Linked DNA regions of Homo sapiens: region 1 is linked to region 2. The links are chromatin loops, found by intact Hi-C in ENCODE. Cell type or tissue: IMR-90. All regions are shown on one strand. Links, peaks and the distances in the headings refer to the core of each region. The heading gives the core; the rest is flanking DNA.

Region 1 (8,176 bases), core at 1,089-6,088, 380 kb after region 2:
GAGAAAAAAAATTTGCCAGAAAGAAAGGAAAGACATACACCATGTTATAATTATGAGCTTCAGATAAACAAAGGGAGGGAGAAGATTATTTTAAAACAAAAGGACAAAGTTTCTTCCATAAAAGCTATCTCTATTGAGTAGGGGAAACTAAGGATAAAATGACATCTTCTCAAAAACATAAGTGACCCTAGAATGGACAGTATGTATCATCCAGAGCCCAGCCCACTTCTTTAGCTTATAATATCCCAAATCCTTTGCCACTTCTGTTACTTGTGGTTCAAGGGTCTCACCCAGGCTCTGGGGATGAATCATGTGATTCAAGTTGGGGCAGTCCCTTTAGCCTCATGATCAGGTCAGGACATGTCAAAGACAGGCATGGATATGTCATCCAAATTGGTCCAATTTAGAGTAAATCCTAGGGTTTGTACAGAAACTACCTGAAAGAGATACTCTCTTTTTCTTTGGAGTAAACATAGGTGACTACAGGTCTAAAGTTGCTGAAAGTCATACTGACACCATATGAAGGTAGAATGAAAACGCTATGCAGAAGATAGACAGCTGCTGATAACATGTCAGCTCCTTGATCAAACTGTTCCTGAAGCATATGCTCTTCTGGAATTTTTAGTGATGCCATATGAGCCAATAAACTCCCCTTTTATGTTAAGCCAATCCATCTATTGAATCTAGAAAGGTTCTTCATAATCAGACTCCAATCTCAGGAACAAAATTGAGTAAACAAAACCTAGAGCCACTGCAGTTACAGAGTAGCTTCTTCATATCCATTGTCTAGAACTCTGTGAAGTAAGTGTTACTACATTCCCACTTAACAGATGAGGTTAAATGGCTTGCCCAAGATTATACAGCTGGTATTTAGTAGCATTCAGGTCTTCTGAATTCAAATCCCATGCTTTTTCCAGGTCTCCTCTTCAAATCTCAAGTAAAAGGACCATGAGGGGCTCAGTGGCATGTCAAGTGGTACAAAAAGATAATTTACGTGCAGTTTATCCTCCTAGAGCTTCAATTATATTCAAATATCTAAGCGAAAGGTCATAAGTTAGTAATATAAATTATAAATAGTTCTGTATAATATCACTGTCCCCTACTATGGTCTGAATGTTTGTGTTCCTTCAAAATTCATATGTTAAAATCTAACCCCTAAAGGGATGGTATTAAGAGCTGAGGCCTTTAGGAAGTGATCAGATCCTGAAAGTTCCACATTCATGAGTTCCCATTAGTACCCTAATAAAAAGGCTTGAGGGAGACTGTTCCTCCCTTCTGCCATGTCAAGACATAGCAACGAGGTGCCATTTTGAAGCAAAGAGCAAGCCTTCACCAGACACCAAATCTGCTGGCATCTTCATCTTGGACTTTACACCCTTAAGAACTGTGAGAAGTAAATTTCCATTTTTTTTTTACCAAATCTAAGGTATTTTATTACAGCAGCCCGAATGAATTAAGACATACTCCTAATCCAAAAAGGTGAGAGTTCTCTTTTTTGCCATTAGGAAGCATGTGAAATGCAGTAGTGTTTTGAAGCTCGAATGAAAGGACAAAATTGATTGATAATACTGTGGAGCCTCATTTATTTGCAGTCAATCACTTTCTTTTACATTTAGACACAAAAGTACTAAAGGTCCCAGGAAATAATTATAATGACTATTATAATGGCACCACACCAAGAACATTTTGAACAATGAACAGAAGCCTATAAAAGTACACATTATTCCAAACAGACTAAAATTTCTATTACCATTTAAATATTATTGACCTAGATGGTCCAGAAATTAAGATCACTCACTCATCATTGTTCAGAGAGATATTAAAAATATTTTGGCACTACAATTTAAGCAAATGTTAGTTTTAACAATAATACAGAAAAAAAAATTTTAATTATTGACAATGGACTTTTAATTTTATTCACTATTATTGGCAGGAGTCTAGCTTTCTTGAGCACATAGCAAGGTGAATAAGCCACAAAGGATATAGCTGAATAGTGCCCCCCAAAGATGTTCATATCCCCAGAATCTGTGACTATTCTACCTTCTATAGCAAAAGAAACTTCACCAATGTAATTAAGTTAAACATCTTGAGATGGGTAGATTATCCTGAATTATCCAGGTGGGCCAATGTTGTTATTACAAGGGGCTTTATAAGAGGGACACAGGAAGGTCAGTTTCAGAGATACGATGACAGAAGCAGAGGCCAAAATAATGTGAGACCACAAGCCAAGGAATGCAAGAAGACTCTAGAAAACAAAAGTCTTGAGCAGGTACTTCACAGCAGACATAATTCAAGGCCAATAAACATGGGAAGAGGTATTCAACTTTATTATTAATCAAGAAAATTCAAACTAAGCCATCACACATCCACTAAATGGAAAAATATTTAAAAGGCTGATAAGAGTAAATGTTGACAAAGATGTGAAGTAAGAAGAACTTACATACAATGCCAATGGAAGTATGAACTGATACAAACATTTTGGAAAATAGATTGGCATTGACAATGCACACATTCTATGACCCAGTAATTCTATTCCTAGATAACTGTCCCATAGATGGGACATGTACAAAAAGGTTCTCAATGACATTATTTACAGTAGTCAAAACTAAAAAACAACATAAATATCCATTGACAGTAGAGTGGATAAAACATTGAGATATATTCATATAATTAAATAATATATTTTAGTAAAACTAAATAAATGCAGTTACACAGAACAAGATGAATGAATCTCAAACATAATGCTGAACAAAGGAAGCCAGACACAAAATACACATTGTATAATTTCATTTATATAAAATTCAAAAACAATCCATGAATTTACGGACTCTCAATCCCCCTTCACTTCTGCTCATATATTAGCTGATTCATTTTTTAACACATCTCATTTCTTGAAAAAGCAGCCAATATCAATCAACACAAAGAACCAACACTACATTTTTCTCCCTCTTTTCCTAGAGCTACAATTACCAAAGTACAGTTTTGTCAAATGTTCCACATCATCAAAATATAGATTACTGTCTTTCCAGCCTCCAATAACAGTTTCTTTGCCACCCAATAACTACTATGACAATGTCGCCTTATTTAAGTTTTTGATTCAGTAACAGCACACTCTCTGTAATTAATTTCAGTATCAGATGGATAGACAAGGTTATACGCAATAATAAACAGCCCCCAAATCTCAAGAGGTAACCAAATAAAAATTTGTCTCTTACCAACATTATCCTTTCAGTATGAGTCAGTAAGGGAAACTGCTCATAATAATCTTATAGGAATCCAGGCTGATGCAGAATTCATCTCAACATATAGTTCTATGATCACCATGACAGAGAGAAGAGGAATGTAAAGAATCACAAACTGGGCTGGGTGCCGTGGCTCAGGCGTGTAATCTCAGCACTTTGGGAGGACAAGGTGGGTGGATCACCTGAGGTCAGAAGTTTGAGACCAGCCTGGCCAACATGGTAAACCCTGTCTCTACTAAAAATACAAAAAATTAGCAGGGTACGGTGGCACACACCCGTAATCCCAGCTACTCAGGAGGCTAAGGCAGGAGAATTGCTTGAACCTGGGAGGCGGAGGTTGCAGTGAACTGAGATCACGCCACTGCACTCCAGTCTGGGCACAGAGCAAGACTGTCTCAAAAAAAAAAAAAAGAATCACAAACTGGATTTTAAAATTAAAACCCAAGAAAACTGATACTTCTTTTAACATTTTGGAACTAAAATACTATACAAAAATACCACAAAATGTGAAGCCTGGAAAAACTAAGTGCATGCTAAAGTCCTTGTCCTATTAGGTAAAACCATAAAAATATGTAAAGTCAACTACATACACTAAAATGTTCTAGGCAACCACTTTAAAAAAGAAATGGAATTAGCAATTTCAAAACTTAGTAAAGATATAGGGAAAATAAAGAACACTTAATGAAGCAAATAGACGTTTGGAAAGGAGAAAAAGAAAGGAAAATACAATAGGAACAAGAAAATGAAATAAGGTTATTGATTATAAAATGAAATAAGGTCAAAAAAGCAAAACCAAATAAGTCATGTAATATAATTAATATTTAATGTACTAGATCCATTTATTAATATGAATACCCTCTCACATGATATTTTTAAAAATCTAATTATAGAAAGCCATTCTAAAACCTGAGGAACTGTAGTCAGCCAGTATTCCTTACTTATGAGGTGATGCAAACTTTTTTTTCTGAGGGCTATTAATTTTTGGTAATCCTGCCTAATAATTGCTCATTTGCTTTTATAACTGGACATGGCAGCACACACTAGTAACTCTACAGATCTTCTGGGTTTTAGGCACATCCCTAGCAATCCACATTAAGAAGCAGCAGTCCTATATCATACTGATAATCGGGATAAATCACTACAGTCAACATCCTAATGCCTTTTTGATCTCTTCTTCCATGATGCAAGAAGCAGAATCATTACAGCCCTGCATCTTAGAAATAACTCCCAGAATCACATCACAAAATTAGCCTGCTAAGAGAGCTGCCACTACTTCTGTGGACAAAGTTAATCCATTCCAAAAAAAACTTTACTGGCTTTTTCCTTCCAAATTCTCACAGACCTCTGAGTCATAGGCTACTATCTCTCCACATTTATAGAAACTAAGAGAGTATTATTTGAAATGCCAAACATTAGAATGAAAACTTCAGCAAGATGACTAAATTTTGAAAATAAATTCACTTCCAGCTTCTGGTCAGGCTTGTAAGAAGCTTGAATGTCACCACTCCATTCTTTCAACAAGCAAAAAGATGAATAAACTGAAAAACAACTCTTCTTAGATCCACAAGACAACTGAGGTCACAGAACAAACTGCTTCCCTTCAACTGGAGAAACCAACAGACTTAATTCAGCGAATCACAACTTGCCAGAACAGAAACCCACAAGATGAAACCTTCATGGGAAATGATCCCAGGGTAGGAATATCTGAACTGTTACTGACAAATTGCTAAAGGCACTGCATGGACAAGTCTGAGAGTTAAAAAGCTCCAGGAGATCCAATGAGATGGAGGCCCCACATTTTTGTGACTTTTTACCTCCAGGAGCTTCACTTGGTTCTCACAGTGAATATTGGAGAAAAGTTCCCTCATGCTTCTAGCCAGAGGAAGGGAAAGAAACCATTTTGAAATATACCAGAACATTCTGCTATTCTTTTTTTAATATATACTTTAAGTTTTAGGGTACATGTGCACAACGTGCAGGTTTGTTACATATGTATACGTGTGCCATGTTGGTGTGCTGCACCCATTAACTCATCATTTAACATCAGCATTCTGCTATTCCTAACAAGGTATACCCTCAAGAGAAACTTTTTAACCGGAGTCTAACCTCCTGGGGTTTTATCAGAGCCTGACTGACCTGGGCATAGGGAAATAGCCAACTCCAGCTCATTTTAGCCATCCTGTCCCACCTAAGGGGGAAGGGGTAACTGAGAGGCACATGTGAACTTCATAGTCCAAAGGCACATGCTCTCTGAAAGACAGAGACATAATCATAGAGCCATAGAATGCTTCCAGTCCACCAACTCGCAAACACCTCACTGCCACATTACTAAAGACATGCTCACAGCAGTTACTTTTACCCAGTATACCAGGTCCTGCTATGAAGAAAAAAATTACGGGACATACTAAAAGGCAAAAACCACAGCATGAAGAAACAGAAAAAGCATCGGAACTCAGATATGGTGGAAATTATCAAATGGAGAATTTGAAACAACTATTATTAGTATGCTAAGAGCTCTAATGGATAAAGTACACAGCATGCAAGAAAAGATGGGCAATGTATGCAGAGAGATAGAAATTCTAATAATGTACAAAAATGTTAGAAGTAAAAAATACTGTAAAGGAAATGAAGAGTGCTTTTGGTGGGCTTATTAGTAAACTAGTGATTGTTGAGAATCCTGAGCTTGAGGATAAATCGATAGAAATCTTAAAACTGAAAAGAAAATAAATCTTTTTAAATACAGGGGAAAAGCAATGGACTATACAAGAATGGTGGGACAACTAAAAAAGGCATAACATATGTGTAATGGGAATATCAGAGGGAGAATAAATAGAGAAAGAGACCCAAGAAATATCTGAAGTAATAATGACTGGGAATTTCTGCCAAATTAATGTCAGACATCAAAACACAGATCCAGGAAGTTGAGAGAACACCAAGCAGAGTAAATGACCTCCACCCCCGCAAAAAATATACACCTAGGAATATTATTTTTAAACTACAGAAAATCAAAGATAAAGAAAAAAAACCTTGAAAGAATCCAGAAGAAAAATATATATATCTTTCCTAGCAAAGAACAAAAAATTATATCTGACTTCTCCCTTAGTACTCATGCAAGAAAAGAGTGGAGTGACATGTTTACAGTGTTGAGAGAAATAGAACACCAAACTAGAATTCTGTACCCTGTAAAAATATCCTTCAAAAGTGGAAGAGAAATAAAAACTTTCTCAAACAAAAAATTGAGGAAATTTGTCGCCAGTAGACTTGCCTTGCAAGAAATGCTAAAAGAAGTCTTTCAGAGAGAAGGAAAATAACATAGGTCAGAAACTTGAACCTATGTAAAGAAAAGAAGAGCGTTGGAGAAAAAAACATAAATGAAGGTAAAATTAAAATTCCTCTTTTTTCTTACTCAATTGTCTAACAGATAACAATTTGTTCAAAACAACAATAGCAACAATGTATTCATTTATATATGTTGCTGGGGCTCAGAAGCTGATACTCCTAAATATGGCACATTGACATGCTTAAACTGAAGAAGCCTCAAGGTCTCTCTAACCTTCTCCCTAGTACTGTCTCTCCCAAAACCTTTATCTGCCTGAGATCCAGACCCACCTCAAAAAAATTGTTTCCTCTTCCCCTCCCTGTAATACCAAAAATGTAGCCACATCTGAATAGACCCTTTACAAGTTAATATCTGTTCCTGGATCCATTCATTCTCTCTAGTATTCCTTTATTTTCCATCAACAGACAATATTGTCCCTCAACAGACAGTTCTCCCCCTTGTTTTGCCAGGGTGATATATATGCTTCTTTCATCTTGTTGAGGGGTAAGCAATCATTCTGTCATTCTCCCCATGCATACATGTTAAATAAATTTATATGCCTTTTCTCCAATTTATCTGCCTTTTGTGAGTATATTTTTCAGTGGGCTAAGGGGAAAGCTCTCCCATGACTCCTACAACCCTTATGTGCAACATATGCTTTAATATGCTTACATATAAGCAAAGCAAGTAACAACAATAATACGAAAAAAGACAGAAAGGAATTAGAATTATTTTGTTATTATTAGGTACTTGCACTACCTGTGAGAATGTGAGTACCACTATTATCAGGTATAATACTCATATGCTCATAGTATAGTGTTCTTTGAAAGTAGACTTCGATTAGTTGTAAATTTATATTGCAAAATCTAGGGGAACCAATACAAATATATATATATATGTATATATATATACATATATATTTTTTTCTTTTTTTTTTTCAGATGGAGTTTCATTCTTGTTGCCCAGGCTGGAGTGCAATGGCATGATCTTGGCTCACCACACCCTCTGCCTCCCGGGTTCAAGCAATTCTCCTGCCTCAGTCTCTTGAGTAGCTGGGATTACAGGCATGTGCCACCATGCCCGGCTAATTTTGTATTTTTAGTAGAGACAGGGTTTCTCCATGTTGGTCAGGCTGGTCTCAAACTCCCAATCTCAGGAGATCTGTCCACCTCGGCATCTTAAAGTGCTGGGATTACAGGTGTGAGCCACCGCACCTGGCCAAAAATATTTTTTTTTAAGTAGTAAAACTCATATACTAAAAAAAGGAGAGAAAAAGGATCATATGACATACTCAATTAAAACTTGAAGATGCAGAAAAAGAATGGAAGACAAAAATAGGAACAAAGAACAAGAGCAATAAATAGAAACAGTAACAGATATAGTAGATATTAATCTAATTATATCAGTAATCACTTTGAATGTCATTGCTCTAAATGTACATATTAAAAGATGGATATTGTCAGTGTGGATCAAAAAACAAGACCAAAATATATGTTGTCTACAAGAAACTGCCTTAAATATAAAGACAAATATAGACTGAAAGTAAATGGATGGGGAAAGGTATACCATGCAAACACTAATCAAAAGAAAGCAGGAGTACCTCTGTTAATTTTAG
Region 2 (8,176 bases), core at 1,946-6,945:
GACTTTAGGTCTTACATTTAAGTCTTTAATCCATCTTGAGTTAATTTTTGTATAAGGTGTAAGGAAGGTTCCAGTTTCTGTTTTCTGCATATGGCTAGCCAGTTTTTCCCAACACCATTTATTAAATAGGGAATCCTTTCCCCATTGCTTGTTTTTGTCAGGTTTGTCAAAGATCAGGTGGATGTAAATGTGTGCTGTTATTTCTGAGGTCTCTGTTCTGTTCCATTGGTCTATATGTCTGTTTTGGTACAATTGCTATGCTGTTTTGGTTACTGTAGCCTTGTAGTATAGTTTGAAGTCAGGTAGCGTGATGCTTCCAGCTTTGTTCTTTTTTGCTTAGGATTGTCTTGGCTATACAGGCTCTTTTTTGGTTCCATATGAAATTTAAGGTAGTTTCTTTCTAATTCTGTGAAGAAAGTCAATGGTAGCTTGATGGAGATAGCATTGAATCTAGAAATTACTTTGGGCGGTATGGCCATATTCACAATATTGATTCTTCCTATCCATGAGCATGGAATGTTTTTCAATTTGTTTGTGTCCTCTCTTATTTCCTTGAGCAGTGTTTCGTAGTTCTCCTTGAAGAGGTCCTTCACATTCCTTGTAAGTTGTATTCCTGGGTATTTTATTCTGTTTGTAGCAATTGTGAATGGGAGTTTGTTCATGATTTGGCTCTCTGTTTGTCTATTATTGGTGTATAGAAATGCTTGTGATTTTTTCACATTGATTTTGTATCCTGAGACTTTGCTGAAGTTGCTTATCAGCTTGAGGAGTTTTTGGGCTGAGACGATGGGGTTTTCTAAATATACAGTCATGTCACCTGCAAATAGAGATAATTTGACTTCCTCTCTTCCTATTTGAATACCTTTATTTCTTTCTCTTGCCTCATTGTCCTGGCCACAACTTCCAATACTATGTTGAATAGGAGTGAAGAGAGAGGGTATCCTTGTCTTGTGCCTGTTTTCAAAGGGAATGCTTCCAACTTTTGCCCATTCAATATGATATTGGCTGTGGGTTTGTCATAAACAGCTCTCATTATTTTGAGATATGTCCCATCAATACCTAGTTTATTGAGTGTTTTTAGAATGAAGAGGTGTTGAATTTTATCGAAGGCCTCTTCTGCATCTATTGAGATAATCATGTGGTTTTTGTCATTGGTTCTGTTTATGTGATGGATTACATTTATTGATTTGCATATTTTGAACCAGCCTTACACCCAAGGGGTGAAGCCAACTTGGTCATAATGGATAAGCTTTTTAATGTGCTGCTGGATTCGGTTTGCCGGTATTTTATTGAGGATTTTCACATCGATCATCAGGGATACTCCTGAAATTTTCTTTTTTTGTTGCGTTTCTGCCAAGTTTTGGTATCAGGATGATGCTGGTCTCATAAAATGGTTAGGGAGGAGGCCCTCTTTTTCTATTGCTTGGAATAGTTTCAGAAGGAATGGTACCAGCTCTTCTTTGTACCTCTGGTAGAATTAGGCTGTGAATCCGCCTGGTCCTGGGCTTTATTTGATTGTTAGGCTATTAATTACTGCCTCAATTTCAGAACTTATGATTGGTCTATTCAGGGATTCGACTTCTTCCTGGTTTAGTCTTGGGAGGGTGTATGGGACACAAATATTTTGAGTCTCCTGTCATCAAGTGAGAGTCTATATGCTCTCTTCACCTTTTTGCGTTCATTTTTGGTGGCTTCAACCATTAGCATATGTGGCAGAAGATGATGGCCGTGGGTACTCTGACATCAGCTCATAAAAGACCATGCATATTCTGCTTTGTTTGCTGGATCACTGAGCTGTCATATGTCTAACTCCTCTGAGGCCACTGTGTTGAAGAAGCCACATGTAGGTGCTCTGGCTGAGAATCCCAGTAGAGCTCAGCCTTTCAAACATCCTTGTCAATCTGGGGACACGTGACTGAATAAGCCATCTTGGCAGTGGATCTTGCACTGCAAGGGGTCCTAATTGACCACTGGCAGTTATTGAAATCACCCCAGCTATTCCAGTCTTCCCAGCTTAAGCCACAGACATCGTGGAATGGTATGGCTAACTTGCAAGTTATTCCCATTCGGCACTATCTGAATCTTTGATCAACTGATACTTGAAGCGTATCAAGTTGGTTGCTACTTTATGGCACTAAGTTTGGAGTGATGTATCAGGTAGCAATAGATAACTGGAACATCCAGGGAAATTAACTGAGTTTCCCTACCTTCCTTTCTGCTTTGTCAAAGCTGACATGTGTAAAATGTGGGTCAACTTGGGCAAATGATTTATTCATCTCAATTATCCCCTGTGTAATAATCTTGTAAGGGTAGAGGAAAAAAAAACTATAAAAGATTATCTGCCACATGGTGAAAACACATCTTGATAGATGTTTAAATGCAACTGAAAAATTGACAAATCTGTTTCTAAATTGAGGTTCCCCAAATAATCTATCTTGCTGAAGAATTATTAATTCACCACCTCTATGGTTTTATACTGTTTGGATATGAAGTCAGTTTCTCATTTTAGCGGAACTATCAACTCACATCCAAGCAAATGATTTCCTTCGCACACTGTACTTTGTATATGAATTTCAAACAGTGCTAGTATGCATTTAAGCCATTATAATGAATATGCTGCTCTTGTTTTTATTCACCTAACGCCTGCATACTTGTGTTTGTTTTACTTAAAGTGAAAATAATTTGCTAAAGGTAAAAATGCACTTCTGGGTGCATGTGTTCCTATGAAACCTAAAAGCAGACTGGAAAAATCAAAGATTCTTTTTCCATTTAAAGCCCAAAGCTTCCATCATTACCACAGACCTTTTTTTCTGAAAAAGAAACAAAGAATTAGTTTCTGTGTCCAATGAAATAGTTTCTTTTCCACCCGCCACCCCAACCTCTACCCTTTAACTTTCTCTAATGATATCACTCTTTTTGTTGTTCATTATGTACTGAGAAGCTATGACATCCAAACCCCTGTTCAGGTCCCACATGGCCTGAAATCCTGTAACTCATATAATTCCACTTTAACTTATCTAATTCCACTTTCTCTACAAGTATGTGTCCTTGGGAACAATAATAAAGATATAAAGAGTGTTGCACATTTGTTAGCATAAAAAGAAGAGCAGGTCTTTTCCATTTTTCCCCACAGCACTAACAGAGTATCCCAAGATTGTTTTGCATATAGGACAACAGAAGTGAATAAAAACCTTCATCAGATGCATGCCTCTTAGAGAGGAAAGCAGAAACCCTCATGATATATGGAGAGAACAAGAAGAAGAAATATGGGGATAACAAGAAGAAGAAATTTTGTAACTATTCGATTTCTGCAATTGGAAATTCATCACATAATATCATTATCTGGTGAAGTGAAGCAACAAAAGTTATTTTAGATCAAAATATATTCAATGTGTCTGAGAATAGCTGGAAGATTATGATTGAAAAATGAGGAATAACTCAACTTTGGTTGGCACTTTTCCTAGGAAGAAATCTGAAAAGCTTTTCAGACGTAGAGAGGAAGCATATATAGACCCTGTACTAAAAACACTGGAAATAGACAAAGGGATTTTGAGGACAGTGTCGGACATAGACAAATCAGCAGAGAGGATATATCAGTGGAGAAATGCAGGTCTAAGCATGGGACCTGAGAGTATTTCTATTTCAGAGGGAAAGGATCCAAGGAAAGTGATAAATGGTTGATTACAAATTATGGAGTTACCATAATTTAGTCCATTCTTTCAGCAGACCAAATGCTCCAGATGGGATGTTGAAATTTTAGCACTATGAAAGATAGATGGCTACAGAGTTCTTTTAATTGCAGCAATTATCCATCCCTTCATCTTACAGTCTAATCTGGAAGAATATTAAAAGTTATTTGTGGGCAGGAGACAGATGATGAGTAGGGTCTTAATTACATCTCAAACAAAATCATCCAGAACCAAATGAGAGAGAAGATGCAAGCCATGTCAACAGTATCAGGGGGTCAGAAGTAAGGGGTGTATAAATGTGAGAAGGAACCAAAGAATGAAATCAGACTGCAGAAGTGATTATTTCCAATCATTTGTTTGAAGTAGAAAAATTCAGTCATAATTTCTAACCACATGTCACTCTTTTATGTCAGTGTAGAAAAAAACCACAGAAACCCAGATTAAAAAAAAATGAAGCTATTTATGTCTCGGCCACATACACAAAAAAACGGGACTAGATTTTTCAACTTTTATCCAGATTTGGCATCGCTTATTGTGGCCAATATGTATTGGCTGTAGAATATTTTATGTAAGAGTGCATCATGAATCTTCAGTTGACTGGCATTTTGAAACACAGGTAAAATGCCTAAGATTTTTATGTAAGTTTTATATTGATTATTAATTTAATCAAAATATGGTATCTGTGCTTCTAGAAACATTGTATACTATACTTTCTCCACTAGATGTCTCCAGAGAAATGCAAGTAAATACTGCTAATAAAGATACTGTTAATAAGCACCCAGTTTTAAAATTGCAAAAGTACCCAGTTCAATTAGGATTAAATAGTTACAAGGATTGACTATTTAATATGAGAGTGGACCTGACACTTGATAGGCTTTTAAATGATGTGAGAGCTTAAAGTTATACCGGAAAGATGGCATACTACTCGCATTTATTTCAGAAAGCCTTTTGTCTTGCTGCTAAATGAGTTAACATTAAAGAAACATCACCTCATGTCTACTTTGCACTGCAGTTAATCATCTCTTTCTCTGAATATGATTTCATTATTTTAGAAATGTTGGCCAGAAGATGAAGATTTATGGAATATACAGAGGAAATCCGTTGAAGTATTATGTCAAAAGGATGGCGTGAGAGTGCCTACAGTTCTTGTAGACTATACAATGTGTCCAGCCACAAATATCTGAGCCTATATATTTCTTCTTTGGCCTCTTCAAGTTGTTCATTGATGTTCAATTTTATTTGGGCTGTATGCATAGTTTAAAAAGGGAAAAAAACCATGAAATCTAACTTTTGTTTAATTTGAATTCCTGCTCCTGTAGGCTTAGTTCAGCCTAACCTAGTCATTTTAAGAAAACATTTTCCCTAGCTCAAAAGAAACAAAGATCACTGGGTCTTTGCCAGAACTTCAATTTATAGAGCTGTTAACCTAGCTGTCCAGGAAGCCTGGGAACCTCACTAGACAAGATAGTTGGACATGGAAGTGCTACCCCCAGGAAAGTGGGGCACTAACTTCAAGACCTTATTATGTTTTACAAGTAAGTTGCAAACTACATGTAGATTGCAAATAGGCCAGAAAGAAAGCAAAGTGATGCTCAAGAAATGTTTTCACGATCCTGTAACCTATATGTTAAAAAGCAGGGGCTTAGAAATAATTTGGCACAAATAGCTACTCTGGATCATGCAAAACCAAGGAAATTTTTACTTTTAAAAAATCTGCACTTGGCTTGAGTATCCAGGTTTGTTGAATCCACAGTCTATGTCCAATCTTAGACAGTATAGGGCAAGTTTAAGGTTAGTTACATGCTGGCGGCAGTAAGCATGATATTACAATGAGTTCATAGTCTCCAGAGGCTACAAGTCTTGTTACAAAGATCCACTAGATAATTTGCAAACTGACAATACATTAGCATCCCGACAGCTAGAAACAAATGATCCTCTCTTTCAGTCACATTATTTTTCTTCAGTTACATAGTAAACCATTTAGTTTTCATGAATGACTTATATTTCTGGGTCACATTTTGCAACCCTGAAAGTCAGACTTAATTATCATCATTTCAATTTTCCTCCCATCTCCCAGGAAAATTACATGGACAACCCCAGGGTCACTGTCTTTTTCTGATGCAGAAGAATAAGGGTCCTGTGTGAAGAGAGACGGTGGGGGGCAGGGAAGAGAGAGAGAAAATTTGACCCTTGATGAGTGCTCAGAAAGGGAAGAATTATGTTCCTTGCAAGATTCTCAATATCTTCTCTAAAACTTGGACTACTCTTTCTTCCATTATCTTTCTTACAACTGTTTCCTTCCCTTATCCTACCGAAAACTTGCTGAGACTTCCTCCCACTATTAGGCATATAATATCACACTTCTGGCCTGGCCTTAGCTTTTTAAGTTCCAGTGCTATAATCTTTTTATGTTTACCCTAATTTTTTCCTTCTCTTGGGATATTCCCCAACATCTAAATTTGCAGGTAGTTTGTATGCACACCTGGCTTGCATTGTCAAGATCTTTCGTGATGTCATTACTAATCCTAACTTTAAATACTGAGGGCTGCTATTTGTTGATTTTCATGGGACTTACACAAGTTCCAGAAATAATGCTCAGGATGGATAGACTTATGGTCTCTATTATTTGAAGTGTGAAAAGAAAGATTTAAGACCTCTCTTTTAATTGTATGAGCATATATCATGCTTTCCACAAAAAAGCATAAATTAATCTCACCTGTCAGAAGGGAGAAGTAATCTTTTGAAATATGACTGCATTTCCATCTTCACTACTCATTTCATGTAATTATTTGTCAATTTAGACAACTGCAAGAGCCACGATGAATGGAAGCCATTAATACTAGTGCATAAAACTGGTTGCAAAGAACGACTAGGTTAAAATTGTTCTTGAAAATAATCAATAAAATTTTAATTCGTTCCAGGCAATATTAAGAAAGCAGGCAACATGGCAGGAAATTTTGATTCTTCCTTCACTCCTTGTATTCACAATCAGGTCTATCAGTTATCATTCCGGACTGTATTTAAAAATATATATTTTTTTACCCTTGATACTTATTACACAAGTCTATATCTCTTTCTCTGAGTACCTCATCCTTCACCTCCAGTCAAACCCTATTGGATTTGAGCAGATATCAGCTTCATTACAAAAAGGTCTGTAAGTAGTTACATCAGTCTAAAGATGAAAAGTGTGGCATTAGTAGCAGTGTAATCTATATTATAATGTCTAACTGGTCTAGAGTTGAAGACTTTTATATATCCATTTAACCAGGAATGTCCTAACAGCTAATTTAATAATATTGATAGTTTATCCGTCCTAATCAATAAGCAGTTACTGACCACCTGCCATTTGCACAACATAAGAGTAATAGAAAGCTATAATATAAAGCAAAAGATGACTTCATAAAGTCAGAATGATTCCATTCAGAGAAATGTAAATGATAGACTAAACTCTTCCTTCCACAAAGGACCAGGGTCAGAATATAATTTAACTTTTATGCTATCTCCTCTCCAGCTCTTCTTTTGAATTGCCCCTTCATTTTCTATAACTTAATCCCAAGATTTTCATATTGAAATGGCCTCTCGATCATATTTCAGCATTTGTGGTTTCACTGTGTGCTTTCTTAATAAACTAAGCAGCAAGTTGTAGAATATTTTAATATCCCATAGTGAGTTTAAGCATAACTCAGGATACTCAGAATCCTCTCTAGTTCAGTCCAGTTCCCCTAAAGCCTTCCCAATAGAACAACAAGGAGAATTCTGACAAAATCTCTCTACCTCACCAGTGGGAAAAGAACATGGATATGACATTACAGAGGGAGCATCTTGTAGCAAAATGGATTGGAATTACACTTTAGGATGGTGTGCAGCTTGTTTATTCAAGGAAGCTGATTGTGGTTACCATTTCAGCTCATTGTTTCCCTCTGATATTCAGATTTCTTTTATCCAAAGTTTTCTGAACATTTGACATATGCATGGAGTAGTAAGAACGCACATTCCTTTGGCTAGGGATTGCATAGTGTAACATTGAAAGGCTTTAGTTATTCTTGATAAAATCAGAAGAATCATTTTGGCAATGTCCATGTTTCCTAATATGTATTTAATTGTTCTAGTTATCTCTAGATTCGTAACACTTGCTTCCAATATTGGCTGCTTTTCACCAGTGGTTATCAGTAGATGTGCTGCATAGACATGTTCAACATCACATAAAGTGTGTCATGAAAAACAATAAAGCACAAATGTTTTTCCTTTCTGCTTCATTTCAAACCTTAGAGAAATTTGTCAGAGTAGATTTATGTTAACTCTATATGTTCCTTGATATTTGAAAAAGAAAGGAAATGAGAGGTAGCTCTCCTTTTTGTACGATAGCAAGGAAAATATGGACTCTCCTACATGGTTCTTCAGCAAGTTAGAATTCTTATTTCATATCTTACACAAGTTTTAAATCTATCCAGAGTTTGTTTTTAATCAACAGCCTTTACCCCCTTGTG

What was found. Hi-C counts contacts between places; a loop is a spot of excess contacts. Peaks named below come from ENCODE experiments on the same cell type or tissue, not always from the same donor. Only the 100,000 strongest peaks of a DNase experiment are listed, where the experiment ranks them.
Region 1: a loop joins it to region 2, with 3 times the contacts of the local background. A loop is called at or near these places in 2 of 110 quality-filtered maps.

The regions. Positions count from the first base shown.
Region 1 is chr13:37,222,307-37,230,482 of GRCh38, reverse strand. No RefSeq gene overlaps it. Among named protein-coding and RNA genes, the nearest start is that of CSNK1A1L, 120 kb to the right of the region's middle. In IMR-90, for the core only: no CTCF peak of the experiment used is centred there; DNase peaks (open chromatin) are centred at 3,252 and 4,702; H3K27ac peaks cover 175 bases.
Region 2 is chr13:37,599,216-37,607,391 of GRCh38, reverse strand. No RefSeq gene overlaps it. Among named protein-coding and RNA genes, the nearest start is that of POSTN, 4.5 kb to the right of the region's middle. In IMR-90, for the core only: a CTCF peak has its summit at 4,407 (motif pointing right); no DNase peak of the experiment used is centred there.